5 separate regions of the Homo sapiens genome follow, and all the other regions are linked to region 5. Evidence: chromatin contacts called from ENCODE Hi-C or POLR2A ChIA-PET data. All regions are on one chromosome and are shown on one strand. Each heading gives the region's core, a stretch centred on a gene start or an enhancer-like site at or near the end of the contact. The rest is flanking DNA. Distances are from core to core; before and after follow the strand shown. Region 1 holds the start of SRF (serum response factor). Region 2 holds the start of BICRAL (BICRA like chromatin remodeling complex associated protein). Region 3 holds the start of CNPY3-GNMT (CNPY3-GNMT readthrough). Region 4 holds the start of SUPT3H (SPT3 homolog, SAGA and STAGA complex component). Region 5 holds the start of HSP90AB1 (heat shock protein 90 alpha family class B member 1).

Region 1 (2,700 bases), core at 106-2,605, 1.1 Mb after region 5:
TTCGCTCATTGTTGTCATGCAGCTCCAGCCTCCTCACCTCCATACCTTCTCGTTTGCTCCCTGCTTTTCCGGCGCCCTCGTCCGAACACCGGAGTGCACTGGACCTACTGATCCCGGGTTCTCATTATCCACCTCCCCGGCAGCCTCGTAGCCTCCCATCACCGCTCCTCACCCCTTCACTCAGCAAGGGCCCTCTTCCTCTCTGGCGCCGGTCACTCCCACCTCTGCGCCTTTCCCCACGGTTGCGAGCGTTCGCGGGATCTCCCCTCTCCCCACATTTCCCCGGCGGCCCCTCCCCTTCGGCCCTCCCCGGGCAGGAGCCATCCCCTCCCACACACCTCCTGCGGACTCGCAGCCTCTCACCTCCGCCTCGGCTCTGCGGTCCTCCCGGGCTCCCTTTGCACATCCCCACCCCAACCGGGCCCCGGGGCCGGCCAGCCCCCCGGCTTGGTACCTTCTTCATGATGCCCGTCTTCCTCTTGCTGAAGGTCGTGTAGCGCCGCAGCTTGTTGTCGATGAACTCCATCTTGATCTTCACGCGGCCCCGGGTCTTCTTACCCGGCTTGGCCCCGCTCACCGCGCCGCTCACCGGCCCGTAGCCCCCGGTGGCCGCTGCCGACGCCTCGGGCCCACCGACCACCATACCGATCTCCATCTCGCTCAGGCTCCGCTTCAGGCCGCGCCGCTCGGCGCCCAGCTCCTCCTCCTCGCCCGACTCCGAGTCGCCCTCGCTGCCGCTGTAGAGGGCCCCCGCGGTGGGCGCCGGGGTGGTTGCCGCCGCTGCCGCAGCCTCCCGCTCCAGGCGGCCGGGCCCGAGCCCCGCGCCATTCCCGGGGACCCGGCCCCCGTTAGCCCCGCGTGTCCCGCCGCCGCCGCCCGGCCGCCCCGTCGGGGTCCGGTTCAGGCTGCCCCCCAGGGCCGAGCCCCGGCCCAGAGCCGCCGCGGCCCCAGCTTGGGTCGGTAACATGGCGCTCGATGCAGGAGGGCGGACGGGCAGTCAGCGAGGAATCGGAGCCGCCGCAGCCGCCGCCATCGGCTTCCCGGCTCAACCCGGCACTCCCGCTGCTGCTAGTGCCGCTATCGCTGCCGCGGCCGCCGCTGCGAACCCGGGGCCCCTGCACGCCCGGGCCGACCTGGGCCCTCACTTTCCTGCCCCTGTGGCCCGGGTTGCCCCAGGCCGCGCGCAGCGCCCCCTGTCCGTCTGCTAGGGCGGCGCGCCGGGCGGCCGTCAGCGTCCCCCGGGGGGCAGGGGCTGCTGGCCGCGGCCGAGACGGCGGGTGGAGGGGGCCGGGACCACGCGCTGGCGGCGGAGGGATCCCCCGACCCTTCCCCCCATATAAAGAGATACAATGTTTCCTTTTATGGCGAGGCCGCTCCTTATATGGTGAGCCCCAGCGCCCCCGCCCCATTGGTCCGTGGTTCCGGCACCTCCGCTCCCCATTGGCCCACAAGAGGGCGCTTATTTGCATAGACATACCGAACTCGTTGCTGTCATCTCGCGTCAGACCGCGACTCTGAGAGGGGTGGAGCCGACGCCTCTTAAAGGAACCGGAGAGCAGGCACGATTCCGCCTCCCTGAACCCGAGAATGATAGAACGGTTTGGGAGGCACCCGCGGAGAAGGAGGCTGGGACTGGAGCGCAGTCTTGCGGAAGAGAGGGAGCAGCACTAGTAAATGGGCACCGGGACCGCTGGAGGCAAACACTGGGGAAACCCCTGGGTGGATTGTGGGGTTTGCAGTAAATAAAAAAATACAGCCCAAATTCCAAGGGAGGAGTGCAGGGATTGATTGGAGCATTTCCTCACGCCTTCCTAAGGGAGGCACAGTTATTGGCTGAGCGGAGAGAGCTTGGGTCCCCGCCCGGTGTCCAGACTCGTCGCGCCCCAGCCTCTCAGCTCTAACTTTTCCCCTACCCCCAACTTCCCTTCCCTTTCCCTCGCTTTTGTAGGCGACGAAACTTTCCCACCGGGCTGGCTCGAGGATCTTCATTCATCATCCTCTGCACTGGGGGGTCTTTGGCAGACATACATCTGGAAAAGGCTGGTGGAGGGGAGGGCGAGAGAGAGAGATCGGCCTCCCAGTCCTGAGGCGGGCAGGGAGGAGAGACGGAGATCAGGGAGGAGAGATGGAGATCAGTGAAGACTTCCAGCTGCAGGCTGGACTTGGGGAGGAGGACGTCCCGAGGATAAAGCCCACCCTACAGCCAGTGCAAAGACTTGGGAAAGTGTGGCCCGACAGAAAGTTTAAGCCCAAGCAAGCACGCTCGCGCACACACACGCACATACACACACTTCTCTGGAAAGCCCGTTGGAGAAAAAAAAAAAAGTTTCACACAGGGTATCGCTCTGTCGCCCAACCTGGAGTGCAGTGGCGGGATCTGAGCTCATTGCAACCTCTGCCTCCCGGGTTCAAGCGATTCTCCCACCTCCGCCTCTCACGTAGCTGGAACTACAGGTGCGCGCCACCACTCTGGCCTAATTTTTGTATTTTTTGTAGAGATGGGGTTTTGCCATGTTGCCCAGACTGGTTTCGAACTCCTGGCCTCAAGCGATCCTTCCCCCTCGGCTTCCCAAAGTGCTGGGATTATAGGCATGAACCACCGTGCCCAGCAGAAAAAAAAAAAAAAAAAAAAAAAAACTTAAAAGATTAGAACTGGGGTGCTGCAAAGTGAGGTTCAAGCTCTGGGTCTGGGTCTTTTCT
Region 2 (2,861 bases), core at 127-2,626, 1.5 Mb after region 5:
CCAATATCCCGCATTTGGGGCGACTCGGGGGGGCGCGAACAGCATAACGCCCGCGCGCACTCGGCCAAAAATGCGCCGTCCCAGCCGCACATCTCTTCTGGCCGGCGCGGCGAACAGCGCGGGCCTCGCAGGAGACGCCCGGCTGGGCCGCCGGTCCTCCGCGCGGCTGGGGGCTCGGCCGGACGCGGCCGCGGATCCTCGGCGGTGCTTCGAAAAGGCAGCGAGGCGGCTGGGAAGGGGCAGTCCCGCGGCAGGTGCGCGCCGCCGCCGCGGGCTCGGAGCGGGAGCGGGAACGGGGCCGGGGCGACTCGCCTGCCCCGAGCTCTCCCCGCCGCACCCCGGACCTGCTCTCCTCGCCGCGGCCGCCCGCAGATGCGGCGGGAATGGGGAAGCCAGGATGAAAAATAAACCCCGTCTCCGCCGCCTCCCTCCCCACCCTCTCCCCTCCCCCTCCCCAGACGCGGGGTCCATTTTGCCGAGAAGAAAGAAAATGTGATTCACACCCTAGAGCTTCCGAGAGAGAAAAGAAACGAGGGGGGGAAAACAGAGGGGAGGAGATTGGAAAAGCTTATTTTTCTTCCTCGCCCGCCGTCACTCCAGGCCCTCCCTGCCCCCTGCTCGCGGCCCCGCCGCGCCGTCTTCCCCTCGCCGAGCCCTGCTCCCTCCTTCCCGGCTCCCGGCGGCTCCGGGGGGCGGAAAACACACTCACACTCGCGCACACAACTAATTTTAAACCGGCTCAATCAATGAGTCATTAAAAGGCTTCCCTCCCCTCCCCTCCCCACCACCAACCGCCACGCCACCCCCTTCCCGGGCTCTCCCTCTCCCCGCTCCAGAAATTTGCATCCGCGGAAAAGAAAAAAAAGGAAAAAGAAAGGCGCCGGGCCCCCACCCCGCCGAGGCGCCCCCGGCCCGGCCTCGCCGCCCCCTGCCCGCCTGCGCCCCCGCCCGAGACACTGAACTTGGTCTTCCCGGGGCCCCGGCAGCGCTGGGAAAGGCATAAACACTCGATTCCCCTTTTCTCCGTGTCCATTAAACATCCACCCACCACCACCATCACCCACCCACAAACCCACCCCCCCCCAAAAAAAAAAAAAAAACACAGCCTTAGCCAATAGCTCTCTGGGCTGAAACCTAATATCCTGGTTTTGGCAACTCGGTGTTTAATTTGCTCCTTTCTTTTCAGTCTGGAGACAGATCTCCAGCCCCCCCTCCCTCGCTTTTCCCCTCCCCGAAGGAAAGAGGCAGAGGAAGGAGGTTGTGTGTTTTTTTTTTCTCCTTGAAATTTTTATCACAAAATTATAATACACTCAAAGGGAAACTCACCGTCATGAAAAAGCAGTGCCTTGTCAACGGGGTTTCTGCGCCATCGCAACAGGGGCGGCGGCGGCGGCGGCGGCGGGCGCGGGGCCGGGGGCCGGAGCGCGGGAGCTCCCGGCCGAGCGGCGCCGGCCACACGCGCTCCGCTCTCTCTCTCGCTCACCCCCGCGCCGGGCCGGGGCGCCGCTCCCCGCGCCCGCCCGGCCTTCATGCTCTGCGCCCGGGCAAACCGCTCGCCTGCTCGTCTACCTCCAAACTTCGGTTCTCGCCTGGCAAAAAATGTGGAGATTAGGATTTTTTTAATTTAAAAAATTTTTTTTTTTTTTTTTGGAAAATCAAGCTGCAAGGATGTTCATTCGTTTCCTTTGGGATTCTTTTCAACTTCAGAAATGTATTGGTTTATTCAAGAAACAGTTTTATTTGGCTTTAAAACAATTACTAAGATCCACGAGGTGCGTGCTAATTCTCTTGCAGGCTCTCTCTCCACACACACACACACACACACACACACCCACCCACCCACCCAGTTTAACTTGACACGGGAAGGGGGGAGATTAAAGACAAAAAAAAAAAACCCTACAAGATTTGTTTAGAACTCTAATTAGAGCAAGCCTCAGTGAATACGTTTTGCATATGCTTTTTAAAAACCAAAACGACTTTTAACTTAGTTATTAGGCAAATAACTGGTTCATCCTAACTTTCAAATGTACTAAGCTTTCCTTTGCAACACTCTTTGTCCATTCCAAAATTCTTGAAACCTTACCTGTGAAGCCCGTATGTGAACATTAAAAAGGAAAACAAAACTTCAGTGACTAAAAGGAAGGTGAGGCAGAGTAAATCACTCTCAAAACATTCATTTTCTACTGCCTTCTCTTTATGTAGATATCTTTTATCTCTATATTTGCGGAATTTTCATTACATAACCCCCTCATTCTTAAAAGAGAGCTAGTCAATCTTTTAACATTCTTTGGTCCAAGTATAACTACCACCTATTTTTAATCTCAAATCTCAAATTGTTGAAACTTCTCTGTAAACTATCTAGTATCCAAAGTATTTAGATTATGTGGCCCAGGCCGGGCGCGGTGGCTCACGCCTGTAATTCCAACACTTTGGGAGGCCGAGGCGAGTGGATCACCTGAGGTCAGCAGTTCGAGACCAGTCTGGACAACATGGTGAAACCCTGTCTCTACTAAAAATACAAAAATTAGCTGGGCGTGGTGGTGGGCTCCTGTAATCCCAGCTACTCGGGAGGCTGAGGCAGGAGAATCGCTTGAACCCGGGAGACAAAGGTTGCAGTGAGCGGAGATCGCGCATTGCACTCTAGCCTGGGCGACACAGCAAGACTCAAACAAAAACAAAACAAAACAACAACAACAACAACATTACGTGGCCTGGAGTGGGAGCAGGTGCCTTTGTAGTCTAGGTTAACTACAAATGCCCACAAAATATACTAGGGGTTTTGTTGTCTTTTATTTTAAATAAACATCAAGGATAGGTAAAAGGTGAATTGTACAGAATGTAATTCAGGTTTTAAAAAATAC
Region 3 (2,700 bases), core at 199-2,698, 1.3 Mb after region 5:
ACAGAGCCAGACAGTCTCATAAAAAAAAAAAAGGAAAAAAAGAAAAGAATGTACGGGGGAAGGCACAGGCTTGAACTCATACTGGGTGCCCTACCAGTGAAGTCGGCTTATCTCTAAAGCATCCTTTTAATCTCTCTAATGGAAGGATTATGTGTCCGAAACTTACCCCAAACCCACTTTCCAGTGTTTAGGGAACATCTGGCCTGATGTAGGCTTTCAATTCAGATGAGAGATTCACAGCCAACTTTCTGGGGGCCCTGGGGTTACGGGGCTAGGAAGGCAGGCATGACTGTAAGGTCTGAGGAGAAAACTAAGGGACGGAGTTGAGGAAAAAGAAATAGGTCCTTTATAGTCCTGGCTCGCTGGTAGCTCCCTCTCTCTCTCTCTCTGTAGTTCCTCAACGCCTATGTCTTTGGGACTCACCTTTTCTCCAAAGTCCTAAAATCTTCTTTCAAGTTCCCCATAGGCTCTATTGTTCCCCCAAAGGGCTCCTCAGATCCAGATCCTCCTCCTCACACACACCCACAGTCTCCCATTTAATCATCTGTATTCTCAAAACATTTATTGAGTGCCTACCAGACACTGTGTGAATACGTATCTAAGACAAAAATTCCTGCCTTCGAGGAGTTGTTAGTGGGTGCAACAGACAACTACACAGATTGGGTTGCAGTGAGGGCAAAAGGGGAAAGTCTTAGGTTTTTTTCCCCCAAGATGAGTCATCTGGAGCTTTTCAGTTCCTCAAACTCGTTCTTAGCTTCTCAGCCGGCAGGCCTCTGCCTCTGTAGTTTCCTGAGTGGGCCCCTCTCTTTCCACTTCTCTTCATCCGGCTAACTCCTAATGCCTCTTCGTGCTTCCTGTATGAAGCCCTCTTTGACTCCCCTCTGCACACAGCCTTCGCCCACCCCCTCCCCCACTCCAGGCTAGACCAGATGCTCCTCGTCCGGCCCCCAAAAGGAAGCTCTGTACCTCCCCTATCATGGCATCTACTACTCTGAATTATCATTGCTTGTTTCTACCAATGTGTGAACTCCAGGGGTACCGGGACCAGATCTCTCGTCCGCCGCAGCGTCCCGGCGCAAGCCTGTTCAAGGAAGGAAGACACCCTGCAGAGCTCGGAACCTTGCAACCCCCGACGCTGCTCCGCAAGCACCACCGCTGGAGCCAGCCCCTCCGGCAGGATACGCCCCACGGGCCCCGCCTCCTCACCTTCGCATTTGCTGGGCAGGCGAACCCAGTCGTTCTCCTCAGCTCCGGCCTGGCTCGGGCCCAGCTCCGGGGCCGGCAGCAGCAGCAGCAGCAGCAGCAGCAAGGGAAGAAGCAGAAGACAGCGGGACGCGGGCTCAGGCATTGAATCCATGGCCCGGCCGGGCCCGGACCCTAAAGGACCGGGCGGTTCCTCCTCCCGCGGCGCGCGCGGAGCAGTTTCCCCTCGCCGCTTCCGGGACTGCACACGTGCCTCCGAGCAACCACGACAACAGCTAGCCTCCCGCCCGCCCTCCTCTCGCAGCCGCAGCCCGCCTTCAAAGCGGACCAAGGCCCGCGGACGGCGCAGCCAATAGGCTTTCTGGGGTTTGCTCTCTAGCTAATGGGAAGACTATCTTTTTACGCCCTTGGCCAGTAAGAGAGCAGATGGTGGCCTCAGCGACCTATGGCAAAGTCCTTTCCCACCCCCTAACGGAGGCTCTGGGAGAGAGAGGATGCAGGACCAAGACCCGAGAAGAAGCCTGCGTCTGGGCCTGGGTGGGACGGATTCAGGCGCGCAGGTGCTGGAAGATGTGGGGAAGGCCGTCTTCGCGGCTTTCTCCGCCTCCTCGAACGTCACTTCCCTCCTGGGGTCCTAATGCCGCAAGTCCTTACTGAACATCTGTTTTTAAATTTTATTATTGGTATTGTGGTTGTTATAGCCGGGCACTCTTGTAGGCGCTTAAGGTGCAAGCAGGACGACTCAAACTGTCCCCAGCCTTCACACTTTTTTAGTAGCCAGTAGATTTGTCCTAGTGAGAACTAGAACAAATGACTTCCTCTCTGAGCCTGTTTCTATTTGTATGACGACAAAGTGATCCTCCTAGCTGCTGTGGGAGCTTGCCTGTTGTTGGGAAGCTCAAATAGGTTAATAGAATTAAAGCTTATCGAGCAGATTGTAAAAAGTTCAGGCATTAATTTTCTTTTTGTATGTAATCCCAGCCCCTTTTACTGCCCTATTATTTATTTCTTGATTCTGAGCTCTCAGAAGGCAGAAATTTAGCCGATTAACGATTGTCTCTCCCTTCCGCTTCCCCAGCAACAACAGGGTGCCTGGCACAAGGAGATACTCAGTAAAACTCTCATCTGCTGTGTCATTAAGGGGAACACTTAATGGCTCACGCCTGTAATCCCAGCACTTTGGGAGGCCGAGGCGGAAGGATCACCTGAGCCCAGGAGTTGGAGACCAGCCTGGGCAACAGATTGAGACCCTGTCTCAACAAAGAAGAAGAAGAAGAAAAAGGCCAGGCGCCGTGGCTAATGTCTGTAATCCCAGCACTTTGGGAGGCCAAGAAGGGAGAACTGCTTGAGGCCAGGAGTTCGAGACCAGCCTGGTCAACATAGCGAGACACCCCCCCCATCTCAAAAATAAATAAATCAAAATAAAAAATAAAGAGGAGGCCGGGCTTGGTGGCTCACGCCTATAATTCCAGCACTTTGGAAGGCCGAGGTAGGTGG
Region 4 (2,877 bases), core at 301-2,800, 1.1 Mb before region 5:
TGAAACTCCAGTGCAGGAACTTCTATGATAACATTAACTGAACATAATTTTAATTGAAATGATCTACTTTTATGTTTCTTTAGATGTGAACATTAATTTTTCTCTTAATCTTCTGTTAACTAATTTCTTGGTAATGTACTCAAAAGAGCTTTCAACCAGTCTTCCCATGTAAGAAGTTATCACCATACTCACTCTGTTACTTTCCCTTATACTGCACACTTTGCTCAGCAATGAATTGATCCCTGATTTACACATCAAGCTGAGCTCTCACATCCTAAATATATCTATTCTTTTGGAATTTTAGGTATTTGGCAAATATTGAAGCGTTGGGGAGATTAAAGAGAATCAAACACAACACTAGCAGACTCAACTACAATCCACAGAGGAAATAACCAAATAAGTTGCTATTTTAAACAATTTAAGCAAATAGAAGGAAGGGATTTCAGAACTCACAGTATCTATAGGCAAGAAAATAACTGAAGCAGTGATGCTTAAAAAGACTTGGTGAGGGTTAATACTTGAATCCCTATAAAATACAGTATTTTATAGTATTTGACAACACAGGTGTGAAGGTGAGCATGGATAACCAGTTTTCTTCTCTAAGCAGGCAATAAGAATGTTAAATATAAATAAGACTTCATATAATATAAAGAGTGAAAGACTGAAAGCATTGTCTTACGACTACTGTATTATTTAAAGAACTACATCTATATCAATTAAATGTGGCAGGACAGAATGTACAGTACAATACTGGGGGTGCAAGATTTTAAAATGAGGAACAGGCCAAAATCTAAACACAGAATCGTCCAAAAAAAAAAAAAAGCCTTCAAGTAGAAAAAGTTTTCAATAACAAAACATGGTAGTTAAACGCCTGCGTCTAGTAACATGAGTTGGGGAAAAAACATTAATAGCAGATTAATGAAACAGATTCTGTGCGAGGTCAGGGTAGGGAGTGATGGCGCGCGGAAGCGGCGTAAGAGCTGGTTTCGCCGTCCCAGAAAGGGTTCCACATCCACACGCCTGTACTGCGGCCCTGCGGGGAGCGTTCAGACCCCTCCGTTTCCCTTCACCATTGTAAACGCGCAATCCCATTAAGATCCCGTTCACTCCAATTCCTGGAAAGAAGCTTAGAACGGTGAATCTCTTCCTCGGAGTTGAAAATCAACTTCCAGTGCCGGTCACCCAATCCTTCAAAAATCCTAGCCCTCTCGGGCCCAATTCCTAAAGAATTCAAGCCTGCACCCTGTACACCCTGACCGATCTCAGCTCGTCCCCACTCCGCTCCCAGCGTCCCCAGCTCTAAACGCCGCCGCGTGGCTCAGCGCTGCCCAAGCCGGGCCCTGAAGGCCGCGCACAACGCCCCGCCCCCGGCGAGCGTGGCGGAAGTAGCTCGCTCGGGCTGGGAGAGCGCGCGCCACCTGGCCAAGCGCGCATGCGCCCGCACTGCCAGTGCGGGGGGCGTCCGTATCGCTTACTCCTCAGTCTCCGCAACCCCCGCCCCACCGAGAGTCGGGCTCACGCCATCTTGTACCCCCCCCATCGCCCCGTCACACAGCCGAGTCACCTTTTCCCTTTCTACACTCCACACTCTCAGTCCCCCACCCCGCCCCTTTCCAAGCGTGTCCCGGGCCGCAGCAGCAGAAACCGCACCATCTCCACCCCCACATTCTCCTCGCGGGAAGCGCAGCAGTGCCTCCAAGGGTTCTTAAAGCAGAGGTTGTAGGGCTTGCGGGGGGCGGTGCGGGGATTCGGGCGGGGGAGACGTCAGAGAGCCGGGAGGGACGCAGAGCGGAGATCCCAGCGTCGCTGGGCCCCCGCGCCGGCCACGCCCTGGCCCCGGCTCGAGGGCGGCTGCCTGGGTCTTCGTGGTCTACGCCGGAGTGTTGAAGGGAGGGCGGCTGTGGGAGGCGCTGGCCGGGCGCAGCGCCCTGGTTCCGCTGCCGAGCGTGGAGTTGCCTCTCGACTCCTCCCTTTTGGCGGGTGGGCGTGGGGTGAGGGGGGCTGGGCTGTGCTGAGAAGCGGGGTGCGCGGGTCGTCTAGGTAGTGTGGGGGCTGCCGGAGGAATCATTAAAGAGGGAAATTGTTGCTTTATGGCACGGCGAGAGAAGAGTTAGGTAGTTAGTGGGAGTGTAGCATCCAGAAAGAGGAAAAGATCCGCTGTGTTCTCTGTGGGGTGAGCTCACGTCTGTGACCCCTGGGGAAATTATTTAGCTTGTCTTTGCCTTGTTTTGGTCTGTAAAATGGCGATCTTATAGCCTATTTCAGAATTGTGAGGATTATATGAGAAAATACACGTTAAACGCTTAGAACAGCGCCAGGTGCTGCTCAGTACATATTAGCTCTGCTTTTGCTCTCCACGTTTTAGGAGTTCAGAATGACTGTGACCTTATTTTCTCAGAGAATCAGGACACTTGGTCTCACACGTGAGAGTGAAGTTATGAAGACAGTGATATGTAATATTTGACACTCAGACGATCCTGGACGTAGTATTACTGTACACGTGGATAAATTAGCATTTCTCCAAGAGGCTAATAGAAATGTTAAGTTATTTCGGTAGAAAGAAATGTGTGTGTATATATATGTATATACATATGTGTGTATATAAGTATATGTATGTGTATATATGTATGTATGTATTTGGAAGGAGAGGACCTGGGGTCTTAGTATATGTGAAGGGCAGACTCTGGAAGAGGAATTAAATTCGCCCTGCAAAGATTTACTTGAAGGACAAAACTTGGGGAATTTCTGGTGAATGTTTCAAAGAGGCTGAATTTGCCTATGAGAAACAGTTCGTGAGAGTACTTTGCAAGAATGGAATGCTCTTCATTGTGCTATGGAAAGTTTCTTATCTCAGGATATTCGGGACGTTGGAGCGAA
Region 5 (2,700 bases), core at 150-2,649:
CAAGACTAAAAATGCATTCTCTTAAAGATCTCAGACTACACACTAAGTGGGAGGCCTGAAAATTCAGAAGGAAAAAGAAAATAAGCTAAATATTCTTCAACCAAATGTCACAGAACCCACCTACTTAAAGAATGGTGACCAGCAGCCTCAGCATCATCTGGTAGTATGGCAGAAAAATCATAATGTTGGTCCAACCCAGGTATCTAGAGATCCCAAGTAATCCTTACACAAATTTAAATGTGAAAATCACTACCTACAGTTCTTTATTTGGGGGAGATCAAAGTGACTAGTTTAAGATAAAAATGGCACTAACTTTAAACTGCTCCCCCTGAGGTGTCAGTTCCTAAGACCAGTCCAAGGGCGGGACACTCCTGCCCCATAGGGCAGGGAGGAATAACCTGGGATCCATACGATACCCACCGGAGGAGCAATTAAATCCGGACAAAGAATTCTTAAGCCAAAAGCTCCACCACGACCCTTTCACAGCACAAAATTACAGAACAGGACCAAACCCAAGAAAGATGGTGGCCGTAGCCACCAGGCCGACACTCGTCACTGCCGGACATGCGTCGGCCAGGACCACGCGAGGAGGGGGCGCCGCAGTGCACCCTCCCTCGCCCCAGCATCCGGGCACTGGGGCGGGGCGCCAGAATCCAGAAGCTTCCAGAACAATCTCAGCTCTCGAGGAAGGGCGGAGGAAGGAGCCCATGAATCTTCCAGAACCTGCTCCCCTCCCCGCCCCTCCTCCACCGGGACTGCAAGAAAGATCTGGAAGGAGGGAGTATCGGGTGCTGGAGACCGAAAGCTCTCTTCCCACACCGTCAACCCTCCCTCACAGAAACAAAGCACCCAAGAAGGCTTTAACAACGCGTCCGATAAGAGAGGTGACAAAGCCAGTCCCACAAGGCCGTGCTGAGTCACCCGAGCGGGCACCCCCGCCACCCTGCGGTCCCCCTCCGACGCCCCGTAGCCGCGTCCGGAAGTGGAGGGGCAAAAATGGCAGCGTCCCGGGCCGCGCGGCCACCACGTGCAGCTGCCAGCCGCCCACTGCCCCAACCCCACAGCCCACCTCGCTACGGCCAGCAGGCGCCGAGAGAAAGCCCCACCCCCCAAACACACTAGAGAAAACCGAGGAGGACTCAAAAAACCTCACCCACCACTACCCTCACCCTATAAAAATCCAGAGCGTTATCCACAAGCCACCCCGACATCTAGACTAAGGCTCCCTAAAGGACAGAAAAAAACAAAAACAACACGAATACAGCACTAAAGGGAAAGAAGCCTAGCGGAGATCTCAGCCTTACCTTGAAAAGAAAAGGATTATACGTAATAGTGAGCAACGTAGGCTTGCTTTCCGATACCCAGACAGTCCCAACACTGCGCCGGAGTGACTCGAGAGAGCTACTGCGTGCCCCAAGTCGCCCTATATAAGGCGAAGCACAGTACAGCCGCCCTCCTGTAGATCCCTCCGCCTTAAAGGAGTATGATTGTCAACCCCGCACCTGCCGCCACCAGCCCACCTTGACGTCATGGTCCGAAAAAAAGAGGGGGCGGGGAAGAACCCAAGCAACGGATCCGCCCACACATTTGCTTGTGATCACAGCCCCATAGTTTCACGTCTAGGACATGACTCCATCAAGAGCGGGGATGAGGAGTGCTCATTTGGCATAAACGGTGTCTCTACGGGCGAGGAACCCACTGACCTCCCTAAACACTTGTGGGGCAGGCGTCCCCACACCCAAGGGCGGGACTGGGGGGGACACCGAAAAAGAGCGGAGGCAGCTAACCACGCGGACCACCGCTCCCAGACCCAATCTTCTTCCTAGCATCTGCCCTACACATCTCGCGTCCCGACAGAGGGACTGGCATTCGGGACCCAACCTTGGGTAGCCCCAGATCCCGACTCTCGCAGGAGTAGAGGAAGGGCGGAGGGTTCGCGCTGAGGGGCAGCTCAGCGTAGGGGGAGGGCGCCGGCCGGGGCTGGCGGGGACTCTTTGCCGACATGCGGCGGAAGGCGCGGCGGCGGCACTGCGGCATTTCCAGCAGTTTCCAGGCCTGTCTCGGCGGTCCCGCCCCCTCCCCGCGAGGCTCCGCCTCTCCGGCTGCGGCCGGGGCAGGGTTTTTGCAGCGACCCCACCCGGCGACCCGCTCTGACCTGTCCGAGAGACGCGGGTACCAGCCCAATCCTCAGGGATGGGATGGAGGGTTGGGGAGGGATCGGCTGACCCCTCCTTCCCCGCGTCAATCACACAACACCCAGGCACCTGGGGCGGCTCTGCGGGCGTACACTTTTGCAGACTGAGAGTGGAGTACCTGCGGGGGGGACCCCCCTCTAGCCCCTGCGGCCGCCACGTACACGGAGCACGGGGACATGCGCCCTCCCTACGCAGGCACGTCAAGCCCTTTCTCAAGCTGGTTCGCTTTTTTTCCGCCCACTTCGCTCCTGCAGCCATTTGGACCTGGGAAGGAGGGAGTCTCTGGGAACCAGTGCAGGGCAGCCGGAGCTCTTGGAGGCCGCGTGACGATGCCGGCCACAGAGCGGCTGGCCAAGTTGTTCCCCTTCAGCCTTGGCACCAGAGCCCCTAGGCCATGCCCCTGGCCAGTGAGCTGCCGTGTCTGGCCTGGCTCAGCCGTTTTGCCTGCCCTCCAGTTGGCAAGCTGTCCTTGCCTTTCCAAGGCCTCATCCGAAAGCCTGCTGGA

What was found. A loop is a pair of places that touch in the nucleus more often than their neighbours do. ChIA-PET counts read pairs that join two places held with the same protein, here RNA polymerase II (POLR2A). Pooled maps may share reads with other maps.
Region 1: a map of gastrocnemius medialis shows a loop between it and region 5 (22-fold over the local background). The contact joins the promoter of SRF here to the promoter of HSP90AB1 in region 5. A Hi-C loop is called at or near these places in 4 of 168 maps with a recorded cell type or tissue (CD8-positive, alpha-beta T cell, ascending aorta, gastrocnemius medialis and 1 more) and 21 of 50 pooled maps. POLR2A ChIA-PET finds 5 or more read pairs at or near these places in 4 of 52 experiments (CD4-positive, alpha-beta T cell, MCF 10A, OCI-LY7 and 1 more).
Region 2: a loop to region 5 is called in a pooled map, with 16 times the contacts of the local background. The contact joins the promoter of BICRAL here to the promoter of HSP90AB1 in region 5. A Hi-C loop is called at or near these places in 1 of 168 maps with a recorded cell type or tissue (naive thymus-derived CD4-positive, alpha-beta T cell), 2 of 37 single-sample maps with no recorded cell type and 10 of 50 pooled maps. POLR2A ChIA-PET finds 5 or more read pairs at or near these places in 2 of 52 experiments (CD4-positive, alpha-beta T cell and activated CD4-positive, alpha-beta T cell).
Region 3: a loop to region 5 is called in a pooled map, with 15 times the contacts of the local background. The contact joins the promoter of CNPY3-GNMT here to the promoter of HSP90AB1 in region 5. A Hi-C loop is called at or near these places in 8 of 50 pooled maps. POLR2A ChIA-PET finds 5 or more read pairs at or near these places in 2 of 52 experiments (Caco-2 and WTC11).
Region 4: a loop to region 5 is called in a pooled map, with 7 times the contacts of the local background. The contact joins the promoter of SUPT3H here to the promoter of HSP90AB1 in region 5. A Hi-C loop is called at or near these places in 5 of 50 pooled maps. POLR2A ChIA-PET finds 5 or more read pairs at or near these places in 2 of 52 experiments (activated CD4-positive, alpha-beta memory T cell and activated naive CD4-positive, alpha-beta T cell).

What each region holds. Positions count from the first base shown.
Region 1 is chr6:43,169,924-43,172,623 of GRCh38, reverse strand. It overlaps SRF (serum response factor), which reads right to left and starts at 1,355. Exons shown (of 7, transcript NM_003131.4): 1 at 455-1,355. The coding sequence starts at 967. RefSeq lists enhancers at 1-136, 1-395, 1,422-2,151 and a silencer at 867-1,446.
Region 2 is chr6:42,780,567-42,783,427 of GRCh38, reverse strand. It overlaps BICRAL (BICRA like chromatin remodeling complex associated protein), which reads right to left and starts at 1,376. Exons shown (of 13, transcript NM_001393499.1): 1 at 1,327-1,376. RefSeq lists enhancers at 1-21, 1-567 and a silencer at 102-441.
Region 3 is chr6:42,928,228-42,930,927 of GRCh38, reverse strand. It overlaps CNPY3-GNMT (CNPY3-GNMT readthrough), which reads right to left and starts at 1,448. Exons shown (of 5, transcript NR_134892.2): 1 at 1,207-1,448. It overlaps CNPY3 (canopy FGF signaling regulator 3), which reads right to left and starts at 1,448. Exons shown (of 6, transcript NM_006586.5): 1 at 1,207-1,448. The coding sequence starts at 1,357. RefSeq lists enhancers at 730-839, 1,150-1,409, 1,052-1,553, 1,860-1,909, 1,920-1,969 and 1 more.
Region 4 is chr6:45,376,607-45,379,483 of GRCh38, reverse strand. It overlaps SUPT3H (SPT3 homolog, SAGA and STAGA complex component), which reads left to right and starts at 1,550. Exons shown (of 11, transcript NM_003599.4): 1 at 1,550-1,716. All of the region lies in intron 2 of RUNX2 (RUNX family transcription factor 2), which reads right to left. RefSeq lists silencers at 1,259-1,308, 1,629-1,908 and an enhancer at 1,075-1,618.
Region 5 is chr6:44,245,800-44,248,499 of GRCh38, reverse strand. It overlaps HSP90AB1 (heat shock protein 90 alpha family class B member 1), which reads right to left and starts at 1,399. Exons shown (of 12, transcript NM_007355.4): 1 at 1,305-1,399. RefSeq lists enhancers at 300-349, 834-1,588, 2,343-2,700 and a silencer at 1,900-2,139.